Regions from separate parts of the Homo sapiens genome. Here region 2 is linked to region 1. A link is a contact called in ENCODE Hi-C data. All regions are on one chromosome and are shown on one strand. Each heading gives the region's core, a stretch centred on a gene start or an enhancer-like site at or near the end of the contact. The rest is flanking DNA. Distances are from core to core; before and after follow the strand shown. Region 1 holds the start of E2F3 (E2F transcription factor 3). Region 2 overlaps CASC15 (cancer susceptibility 15).

The links. Hi-C counts contacts between places; a loop is a spot of excess contacts on that map. Pooled maps may share reads with other maps.
Region 2: a loop to region 1 is called in a pooled map, with 4 times the contacts of the local background. The contact joins the enhancer-like site here to the promoter of E2F3 in region 1. A Hi-C loop is called at or near these places in 2 of 50 pooled maps.

The regions. Positions count from the first base shown.
Region 1 is chr6:20,399,132-20,405,136 of GRCh38, reverse strand. E2F3 (E2F transcription factor 3) reads right to left here and starts at 3,258. Exons shown (of 7, transcript NM_001949.5): 1 at 2,512-3,258. The coding sequence starts at 2,904. It overlaps LOC124901482, which reads left to right and starts at 2,365. Exons shown (of 3, transcript XM_047419652.1): 1 at 2,365-2,712; 2 at 2,757-2,868; 3 at 2,975-4,396. The coding sequence starts at 2,365. The coding sequence ends at 3,582. RefSeq lists silencers at 1,304-1,923, 2,124-2,593, 3,444-3,683 and an enhancer at 2,821-3,345.
Region 2 is chr6:21,985,467-21,991,471 of GRCh38, reverse strand. The region is part of intron 6 of CASC15 (cancer susceptibility 15); the gene reads right to left. Among named protein-coding and RNA genes, the nearest start is that of NBAT1, 160 kb to the left of the region's middle. Within about 2 kb of position 3,876, at least 24 of the 41 ENCODE cell types and tissues checked have a DNase peak (open chromatin) inside an H3K27ac peak, as active enhancers do.

The DNA of each region.
Region 1 (6,005 bases), core at 2,009-4,508:
ACTTTAAATACTTAAATACAATGAACTAGATATAATAAACCTGGCTTGAAAGATAGTCTTAGGGACCTGGCCCAACAAACACTGTTAAAATTTTTTAAAAATCAACTTGAAGCTCTCATAATTTCCCATTATCAAAACTACCCCCTGCAAATCTGTGAATCTAATCCAAGAAGTATGTCAATAGCTGGTTGTTTAAGGTTAGGTTTATGAAATAGTAACAGAACTGTGCAGGGGTCAAATATGCTTAAAATATGTCCAAACATGCTTAGGTCAAGTCAGTAAGAGTATCTGAAGCTAATAAAAGCATGGAATATTCTTGCGACTGAAAACCCAGCACACCGGATACTGCTATGTCTAAGCAGGTACTGTGCTCCGTTTCCCCCCTGCTGGCAGACCCTAGTCACTAAAAAACGATGAGCTTCTTTGACTAAGACTACATCACACATGCCCAGCAAGTATCTCTGGGGCTGGAAAGCAGTTAAGACCGAACCCGGGGAGAAACTGGGAACAGGAAAGAAATAAAAAACGCCTCATTATTCCCAAACCCATCCCATTTCCCAAAGTGCTGCCTATGTGCTGACTTTCTTAAAGACTCCCGCAAAATCTTGATTCTCCAAAAATTAAACCCATTTGGAGCTGAGACAAGGTGAGGTCCACGCCTGGTATAATCAGGCTACCATGGATCTAACTGAGTCTGGTTCGGTTCTAGCCCCGTGGAGGCCAAGCCTCACCACGAGGGTGAAGACCCGGAGGCATGGAGGAAGGGAATGAAGGAGAGAAAAGGAGAAAGGGGAGACCTCCGGGCCACACTTCTTTCTAGTACCAACAAAAAGAGAAGCCGCATACTGACCTAAATCATCTCTCAAAGGCGCTTTATAAATTACAGGGACAAAGGGAGGGGGTGGCGGGTGGCCTGGGAATCCTACAGACACCCTACCCTCTGACCCACCCCCCTCCCCCTCCAGCACAAGGGAAGGAAGACAGAAAACAGAGCTCAACTCGGCCATTGGCGAGAAGCCCCCTCCGGTTTTCTATCGCCCATCCATCCGCCCCCTAGAAAAAAAATCCACGTAAACACCATACCCACCCCCTGGGGCAGACACTCCCGCCCCGAGGTTCCTAGAACCGGAGGCCGGGGCATTTACTTAGTTAGATTTTTCTTGCTTACTCATTTCCCTCGAGCACCCAACCCCCCGTTCCCACTCCAAAACCCCGCTCAACCGCCTACCCTCACCGCTTCAGCCCCCAACAGAATCCGGTGCCCCCGCGGCGTCGGCGGCCCCCGAGCCGTCCCGGTCACTAACCTGCTGCTGTAAGGGCATTTCCGAAACCAGCCTGGCTCCGGGGGGAGGTGGGGGGCCGGCTGGAGAGGGGGCCCGGAGGGCCGAACAGACCGGCGGCGCAGGGCGAGGGCGGGCGCCGGTGGGGGGGTGGGGAGAGGAGAGGGAGGGTGGCGGTGCCGGGGGCGGGTGCGAGGGCGCCGGGACCGTCCCAGGCCAGGGAGCCGGCGAGCAGGAGGAAGTGGGTGCCCCCCTCTCCCCCTCCAGCGCCCCCTCCCGCCGCCGCCTCCTCCCCAGTCACAGGCGCGTCCTGCGCGCACGTGTGCGAAACGTCACCGGCGGGTCCCGGAGAGAGGGACAGACCCAGGCGGCGGGACGGGAACCCAGCTGCCCCCGCCCTCCGTCGCCGGGGGGCGGAGAGGGGGACAGGGCGGGGAAGGAAGGGGCAAGGGGAGAGGCGGGTCAAGGGCAGGCCCGGGGCCCGGCGAGGAAGGCCTGGGCGCTTGGGCCACGCGGGCGCCGCCGCTGCCACTGCCAGGATGCGCCCAGGCCAGAGCGCCAGCCCGCGAGCCCCTCACCCCAGACAGCCCACGCCCCAGTCCGCACCCGGCTTCCAGCCCCACCTCCCCCACGCCCGACTCCCCTCCACCTCCCCCAGCCCCTTTGTTGCCGGGAGTTACAGATCCTAAAATGTGTCAAGCGCAGCCCCGCCGATCCCCTGCGCTCCGAGCACGCCGCAGGGACCCCCGGCCGCCAACGAGCCTCCAAGGCCGACTGGGGGCTAGCACCCCAACAGTCCCCCGGTTTCAACCCCTCAGAGCCCCCCACACCCCAGTTCACTACTCCCTCCCCCACCCCCTTCTCCATCCGGGGCGTGACCCCTTCCTACGCCCGAGAAAGAGGAAGCTTCGAGTTGGAGGGGAAGGGAGAGTGGGGGTAGGGAAAAGTGCAGGAAAAGAAGGGGGGGCCGCGAAAAGTTTTGGAGTGTTTGATGTGGTTCGCGCCAAGGCAATCCCCGCCGCCCCGCGCGCCTGGCCGAGCCCCCCGACCCTCCTGGCGCCGGGAAGAGCACTCAGGTCTAACAATGAACCCTCGTTGGAGGGGCAGCCCCCGAGGCCCACGATGCTCGGCCCAGTGCTCTCCCCGAGCGGCCCGCAGCGCGCCCACGACCCCGCGCGGTGCGAGCCCACCTCCCGCCGGGGCTGGGGACGGTGGGGAGGGAGGGTATTACCGGAGGGCCGCCGCCGCCGCCGCTGCCGCCGCGTCCCAGCGCTGGTGGCTGCTGCAGCAGCCCGGCTCTGCTGGAGGGTCCGTGCGGCGTGGTGTAGAGGAGGCTGCCGGCGGTCTGCTCCGCGCCGGGGGCACTGGGGAGGAGGGGGCCGGCGGCTACGGCGCCGCTTTGGAGGGAGGAGGAACAGGAGGTGGTGGAAGTGTTCGTGGTGAGGATCTGGATGTACGCGCCCGGGGCGGCGGCAGCGGCGGCGGCGGCGGCGAAGCCGGGGCTGGCTAGCAGTGCCCTTTTGTCCATGGAGGCTGCAGCGGCGGCGGCGACGACAGCCGCCCCCTCCCCACCCCCGGCGGTCACCAGGTACTGCTCCAGAGCGGGCTGGATTCCCTTTCTCATCTCTCGCTCCTGCTCTTTTTAGTGTTATGGTATATTAATGTATTGTTTTCAATTTCTTTATTATTTGCAGTCGGAGTTTCCAAGTCTCTCCTCCTTCTCTCCTCCCCGCCCGGCGCTTCCGAGCCCCCTCTCTCTCTTTTCTTTTTATTTTTCCGCACCGCACAGGCCCCGGGGGCCAAAAATAATCGGGGCTCTGGAGAGAGGAGGGTCCCGGCCGCACGGATATCGGGCCCCAAGCGGGGATGGAGGCGTCGGGGGCGGCCGATGCAACGGATTGCGAGGCGGCGGCGGCAGCCCGGGTGCTGCGGCCGGCAGCTGAAAAATGGCTCCAGGAAGCTGCTGCTGACAATGAATGAAGGGATACGGTTTACGCGCCAAGGTCCTCCCGCGAAACTCGGATTTCCCGCCGGCTTTTCAAACCATATTTGCATATCCCCGCCCCTCAACCCGCCGAGGACCGTTCCCACAGCCCATTGGGCCGCTACCTCCTTACTTCAGTCCCAATCATGGAGCAGGGCCGCGACTTGCTGGTTTCCATTGGCTGCCGTGCATCATGGTTACCGGGGCGACAGGGACCCTATTTGCATAGGCCTCCTTGATTGGCTGGCAGAAGAGCAGTTTTTAGGGGGTGGGGCAAAGAATTTCCTTCTCTCCCACGGAAGACCACGCCTGGCCTAGGCTCCGCCCCTGTCCCCGCCCGCCCGCCGGGCCGGCGCTACTGACCTGGGCAGGGACTCCGCGCCCCGCAGACTCAGTGTAGATCTAGTCTAGAGCCCAAGTTTCGCTTTTGGAAATTGTCAAGGTGACTAAGGGAACACTCTTTCCTTTGACCAGTCAGTGCAATAAACGAACAGCGCAGGAGATTTTTCCAGATACGTGCCAAAGGCAAGTTGGACCATGCGGACGATGTCTGGCAGGTGCAAAAGGAGCCCTTTAAATCGTGGGCTTCTCCCTTCCTGAAATCCAACCAATGACGCGGCGAGAGCTGATCCCGAGGCCGGGGCTGATAGACAGAAGCATGTGGGCAGACAGAATCGTGGGGGCAGAAGGTTCAGCAGACGCGATTGCGGGCACCAGTTAACATTCCAGATCATTCCCGGTACCTTCATTATTAGCCTGGATAGGGGTAAAGTACAAATTAACTCTTTTGTCTTACAACGGATATTGGTTTGAATCCAGCAGACATTCCCTCTGGCCCAGAAACACCCAGGGCAGTTAATCAGGGCTAACCTAGAACTGATCTACGGGTTTCTAATCCGCCAAGCAGTAATCCGAAAAAGTACACGCTTCCCACGATGACGTCGTGCCCCCAACGAACGCAGGCACGCCCAGGCATCAGCACTTTATATCTTCAGTTTTGTAGGAAGTTCTCTGACTGGAAGCAAACACAACGACTCAAACCTATCCCAAAGTATTTTTAAAATAGTGTCTTTTTTTAAAAAGTAAACTAGAAATTGTCATCAGAAAAATATAAAATGATGTGTCAAACTGACTCCTGAATTTGTTCAAGTATTCATGGGTCTTAAAATTAAAGCTTGCTCCTGAGATTGAGCAGGAAAAGAGACCCCTGCAGGAATGTGGGGGAAGTTATGTATGTAGAGACTAGATCATAATTTATAGTTACGTGCAAAACAGCTGCAGAATTGGTGCTCATAGGTGATGAGGATTGCAACACCTTGAGCCCTTTCACAAGATTTTTATTACTATTATTAATTTCCCAAAACTCTTACTCAGAGTGCTATGAAACACCTGACAAGATGTGTCAGATCAGGCTAGGACTCCTTAATATTTTAGCCTTGTTACCTTTTCTGAAACAGATGAGTTAAAAGTTCCATTAAACCTTGCACCAGGCTCAGGAATATTTTAGTCTTGCATTCAGGCTAGTTGAGGATCCATAGCCCTAAACATTTGTCGACACTGGTAGAGGTGACACTATCTTTATTTTTTGAGACAGAGTCTTGCTGTTGTTGCCCAGGCTGGAGTGCCATGGCACGATCTCAGCTCACTGCAACCTCTGCCTCCTGGGTTCAAGCAATTCTTCTGCCTCAGCTTCCTGAGTAGCTGGGACTACAGGTACGTGCCACCACGCCCAGCTAATTTTTGTATTTTTAGTAGAGACAGGGTTTCATCATGTTGGCCAGGCTGGTCTTGAACTCCTGACCCTAGGAGATCCGCCTCCCTTGGCCTCCCAAAGTGCTGGGATTACAGGCATGAGCCACCGCGCCTGGCCAGAAGTGACACTATCTTTAGGGCAGATTAAGTGGTACTCAAAGGGCATGAGCTAGAAGTGTAATATACCAGCAGCTTCCCTGCTCTTGTTCCATCAATGTTGCTTTCCTCTATGGATATACCTGTGGAAGAAACTAGTACTGTCACTACTTGGATATTACCATCTGCAGAGCATCACTGGCAGCTTGCATTTGGTGGCAGTAGTGGGGGTTGTGAGGGAGGAGTGGTGCAACATACACAGTAATTATAGACCTGCGCCTTATGATTAGAGACCAGCCTGGGACTGGGGCTGTGCATAGAATCCTGGCTTGAGCTCCCCACAAGTGATTGCAATAAGATAAATACGACACAGCCACAAGAAAGCAAGTGTTCACACTCTAGACCCACACCTGCAATTCTGCTTTAGAAAGCTTTCAGATATTTATCATTCTACCTTACCCAAGTTTTTTTAATATAGGGTATTTGGTAGAGAAACAGATGTTTTGACACTTTATGTCTAGTGAACTCTAGGATGAGTAGGTGGAGAGAAGAGTTCAAAGAGAGAAGATAGTGGAAGATAAGATGCTGAAATCCAAGGTAGGCTATTAATTTGTGGAAGAGGTAGCATGTTTTAGCAGAAAGAATGAGCTTTGGAGTCAGAGTGATCTGGGTTTAAATTCTGGCTCTGCCATTTACTAGCTATATAGCTAGGGGTGGTGGCTCACGCCTGTAATCCCAGCACTTTGGGAGGCCAAGGAGGGCAGATCACCTGAGGCCAGGAGTTTGAGACCAGCCTGGCAAACATGGTGTAACCCCATCTCTACTGAAAATACAAATATTAGGCTGGACATGGTGGCTCACGCTTGTAATCCCAGCACTTTAGGAAGCCAAGG
Region 2 (6,005 bases), core at 2,627-5,126, 1.6 Mb before region 1:
AACAGCTGGGTAAAGAAGTCCCGACAGGTGGGTAAAAATATGAAACTGAAATTCAGAAGAAAGGCTGGCCCTTAAGATGTGGATCAGGAGTACCTCGGCCATATGGTCGATCAGCAGCATTTCTGTGTTTTCCTGTAAGGGATAGTAGTATCCATGTTGGCTTCAAAAGCATACTAATCTTTCTCCAACCTTCAGGAAACATGCAAGAATTCTCTCTGCCACCATCAACATGACTAGCTCCAGAAATAGACAGACAGGCAGGCACACAAACACACACACACACACACACACACACACACACACATACACACGGTGAATTTAGTTTTAAGTTAATGGCCCTACTACACAGACATACAACAAAATGACATGTTATTTAGATTCAAATGCTCAGAGTTAAAATGCTATGAAATCATATGGGCTTTGATTTTTTAATGTTATTCAATTGATGTCATTAAAACAGAGGAATTAGTCTTGTAATTATTCCCTGATGAGTTCTGCTGTCTGTCTGAAAAAAAGAAAAAGCACTCATTTCTGTCCCCAAACCAACTTATTTGGAGGAAAATTAGATGGGTTAAAGACAGCAAAAACCAAGTTTCAACATGCATGTGGGGAGAGGAAGAAAATGCATGTCAATAATACAGAATGCCCTGCCAGTCAATCTGAGCCGTGCCTTCCATTCAGATTGTGTAGTCTGGCTGATGCAGCAGTGAGGATGGATCTTTTCTCTCCTGTTTTAGTGTGCTAGCCATTCTTAGCACCCTAACACTTCATTAACATGCTAATGTGTGACAATTATTTTGTGCAAGTACCACCATATCTATTTTTTTAAAGTCACTATCAACCACAGCCAGAATGCAGGACATAATTGCTGAAAAATGAACCAAAATACTAACTCACGCCATTATTAATGAGAAAACAAAAAGCTGCTCAAGAGATTTTTTTCCCCCTTTCTGTCTTATGGCTCTGGCAGGTCAATCATTCTTTGTGTGATCATCACTGAAAAAAGAATCTGATTTGTCTGGAAGCATAAGCAAACCTTAACATTAACTCTACCAAGAGAAAGAAAGGCAGAGTTAGACAGTTCTCTCACTGTCTAACTCTGTAATCTTGAGCGAATCATTCCTTATAAGATAATAATAAAAAAAAAAACTAGTCCCTCACTGATGACTAGTTTTCTTATTTATACAGGTTGAGTACCCCTTATCTGAAATGCTTGGGAACAGAAGTGTTCCAGATTTGGGATATTTTTAGATTTCAGAATATTTGCATTACCGGTTAAGCATCCCTAATGTAAAAATCCAAAATCCGAAATGCTCCAACGATCATTTCCTTTGAACTTTAGGTCAGCATTTAAAGAGTTTCAGGTTTTGGAGCATTTCAGATTTCAGGTTTTAGAATCAGGGATTCTAACATTATCTGACATTATCTTTAAGATCTCTTCTAACATAAATATCTGCAATCAAAGGATATTACTACTTTAACAACGGCTAAACCCTCAATTTTTATTTTAAAATCATTTTATGGATTGTGTATATTATTTGTCTTCATCTTTGATTGGCTTCAAGTATCAGAAAGAACACCTGTACCTCTATGGAGAATCATTGAACTCTAATAAGGTACATGAAAGATGCTGAGATAAATGGAGAGACAGTAAAAGCTCCTAGATGGAATAACTTACCAAAAATATGTTAGTTCTTCAATTTTCATTTATAAATTCAATAACATTCAAATCAAAATTCAGTTGTAGTTGAGGAACTGATTCGATTGTATTTATTTCAAAATTTATATATGGCCAGACACGGTAGCTCACGCCTGTAACCCCAGCACTTTGGGAGGCCAAGACAGGCAGATTACTTGAGGTCAGGACTTCAAGAACAGCCCAGCCAATACAGCGAAACCCCGTCTCTACTAAAAATACAAAAATTAGCCAGGCATAGTGGTGCGCGCCTGTAGTCCCAGCTACTCGGGAAGCTGAGGCAGGAGAATTACTTGAACCAGGGAGGCGAAGGTTGCAGTGAGCCAAGATCGCACCACTGCACTCCAGCCTGGGCAAAAGAGTGAGACTCAGTCTCAAAAAAAAAAAAAAAAAAAAAAAAATCACATAGAAAAGAAAAGTTCACAGATACCTAAATCCACTATGAAAAAGAAGAACAATAAGTAGGACTTACTCTACCAGATAGTAAAATATATTACCAAGCCATAGTAACAAAACAGCATAAACTTTAGTTAAAGAACAGAAAAACCAATGGAGCATATCAGAGAGCGGAAGGGCAACACCAGCTTAAATAAACAGAATCACCATATGAAAAATTAATGGATTGCTACCTGCTACCACATACATATATGGACTTCAGATAGATTAAAGACCTAAATGTGGAAGATAAAACTATAAAACTGATATGAATAGATAATTTTTGTATTAGAAGAAGAGGGAATATTTTGCAAAGCCCCCAGAGTAAAATGCTGATAAACTAAATTACATCAAAATTAAAGACTTCTGTTCAATAAAAAGTATAAGAGACAAAAGTTAACAGAAACGTGACAGGCTAGGAGAATACATGTAATGTCTAAAGCCAGCCAGGGACTATCTGGACTATACAACGAATGCCTATAAATCAATAGGAAAAGTAAAAAATTTCCAGTAGATAAATGTGCAATGAATTTGAAGGGGAATTTACAGATGAGAAAAATCCAAGAAAATCAAGCACATGAAGACATAATCAAATCCAACAATAATCAGATAAAAACAAAACAAAACAAAAAATATATCATTTTACACTCACTAGACAGAAATAGGGAAAATTAGAAAGCTTAATAATGCTAAGTACTGGTGGGAATGTGGGAATAAGCATTCATACTGCTGGTGGGTGCTTTGACTGGTGAATCATTCCGGAGGTAATCAGTATACTTTTTGAAATTATACTGTATACAGTATCTGAGCTGGGTACCTATGCCCTCTGGCTCAGCAAGTCTACTATTAGGCTAGAACCCAAATAAATTCCCCTTGGTACTTTCCAGTAAGGGATGTATCTGAGGCTTTTCACAGTAGTTGTGTTCATGGTGAGGTGAGATGGAGACAATATAGGGGTCCATCCCTGGGAGAGAACAGAAGTAAAATGTATTCTAGACGCACTTCAACAACTATGGGCATTTGGATGCAATGGATTAGATGTACACATAGCAATATCCATGGACCTTAAAATAGAATACTGAGTGGAGAAAATACAAAGAAACAAAATAAGATATATAACTCATATTCACATAAATTAAAATGCAGTTACAATAAATTCCAAATATGAAACTATGTGAAATTTATAAGAACACATCCACTGGCAAGGGCATGCATTTTGAATGACTGAGTTTTCAAATGACTAGGAATGAGGATGAAGGAGAATGTACGCCTGCCAGCGTGTACCCATACGCAAATCAATAGAGACCTATGAGATTGTGTGTGTCTATGTGTACGGATCTATGTATCAAACAAGAGTTTTACAAAATACACATATTCTTATTCCATATAATGCACTCTGTTTACATTTCCTGTTTCCTTTTTTATTTTTTAAGGCTGATCTCTGTCCACACAATTGATTGCATAACCTAGCAATGCGTTACAACTTTACTTTTTAAAACACTGATGTAGACAATAATAAAGGCATTACAGTGAGTTCCTTGAAGAAGAAGAAGAATAGTGCCATAAAACTAAGAATTGTAAGCAAGAGCCCGAGCACAGGCAGCCGACTTGAGAAAAAGCTCTCTCTTGTGCTCCTTCTCCCAAAGATTCACATTCTCAGGGAATTACCGGGAGTCTGGGTCGGCTCCTCATCACGTGATTCTGACCTCAACAGCACTTCCGGACGGTGAACTTTTCACCCTTACTTAGCCCTGGCCTGTCAGACTGAGGCCGCAACTAAAGCAGGAAATGATATGCTACTTGCTTTAGCAGAAGGGATATTTTAAAACATAAAGGAACATTTCTAAGCGTTCCTTAAACACATTCAAACGGGATGTAAATATATAAAAATATGATCCTTCTCTTTTGAAATGGAAAGTTGGAAGATACAAAAAAGGCAGAAATGCTAAGGACCAAAATAATAAAATAGAAAAAACTTGAAAACAGGAGTAGGTCGCCCAGATTTCAAGGGAGCAGGAAACTAAATATGTGTAGGAGGAGATGCTGTATAAGATAGAAAAGTCAATGGGCTGTTTCCAATTTTCAGTTCAGTAAATAAAAATTAAAAGCAAACAAAACTTTCTATTTCAAATGAACCAAATATCGTCTTGTGAGGGCAGCTTTAGGTCCTCTTCCTACCAGAAGCTCTTACCAGAAAACATTTCTTGGCCAATACAGAACATAGCAAATTTTAAGTATTTAAACAGGACTACACACTTCTGAGCTAAATAGGGGTAGATGTTCCTGGGCTAACTGAGGTGCAGCAAAAAGTGGGGTGCAGAACTCTGTTTCTACCTTTGCGGCTGTGCTCAAGTGGAGAGATGAGAAGGAGTGACCAGTTTTAGACGCAGAGCACCAGGTCTGCAAACGGAGGGAGGCAGCAGCCCTGGACACGATGTTCCCTGAAGGGCAGCGTTTGTACAGGGATACTCAAGAGCCAGCCGTATCAGCCTGAGTTTGAAGCAGGCATCTACCTAGGGCTATCATCAACTGCTTGTAAAACAGAACTAAGTTGGAAGAGGTTATATAAAAGAAAACAAACAAAAAACTAAAAAGAACTACATTTCCTAGAATTCATATAACAAAAGGCAGAAGAAATATAATCTATACACAGAGAGGAGTGGCTTTTGGTCTATAGGCCAGAAAAAAAGGTGCAGATAAAGTGGGTGACCAGGGAGCAAAACAAGCAGGGGGCTACAGGAACCATGAAGTTGTTTTAGCATATTTACCAGTTAGTGGTCCTGAAATGATAGGTGTCCACAAAGTACACATGCTATGTTAAAGATAATGGCCAGCTCTTTTCAATTTTTGATGAAAACATAGCAAGAGAACAGTTATTCCAAAAGCCATCATTTATTGAAAAGGCTCTTGACAATACACAATTGCTAATCCTTATGCCAACTCTGCAAGGTAAGTGATAGCACCTTTTACAAATGAAGAAACAGACCATCATCGACGCTAAGAAAGCTCCCCTGTGTTGCATAGCAATAAGAGGCAGAGCCAAGATTTGAGCCTAAGGGTTTCTGATTTCAAAATATCTTTCTGTTCAGCATACTGACACTCAAAAAGTATATGTAGGTGAAAATTGATTAAGCAAGACATCAAAAAGAATTTCCTCCACTTAAAAACGCTAAAATGGGTTAAGCATTGAAGGGGTAAATTACCAATGTCAATTTCCTGGTTTTAATAATGGTACTGTGGATATTAAAGATAGTAGTATCATGGGGAAGCTGGGTGAAGGGTACATGAAAACTCTGTAAGTTTTGCACCTCCTTGCAGCCTAAGATTCCTTTAAACTTAAAAGTATCTTTTGTAAGTAAGGGAACAGACATTTTGGAAAGTTATACAGCATCTTTCTCCTTTGGATACATATATTTAAAAAAAAAAAAAAAAAGCTAATTCTTGGCCAGGCGCGGTGGCTCACGCCTGTAATCCCAGCACTTTGGGAGGTCGAGGCAGGCGGATCACGAGGTCAGGAGATTGAGACCATCCTGGCTAACACGGTGAGACCCCGTCTCTACTAAAAATACAAAAAATTAGCTGGGCGTGTTGGCGGGCGCCTGTAGTCCCAGCTACTGGGGAGGCTGAGGCAGGAGAATGGTGTGAACCCGGGAGGCGGAGCTTGCAGTGAGCTGAGATCGCGCTGCTGCACTCCAGCCTGGGCAACAGAGCGAGACTCAGTCTCACAAAAAAAAAAAAAGCTAATTCTCAGTTGTCTGCAGTAACCTAAATACTGCAAGAAATAAAATGATATTGAATACCTTCAACTCTCATTCAATTTTAATAAACTTTCATTAAGTGCATATTAATGAAGTACATGGTACTGTACAATTTC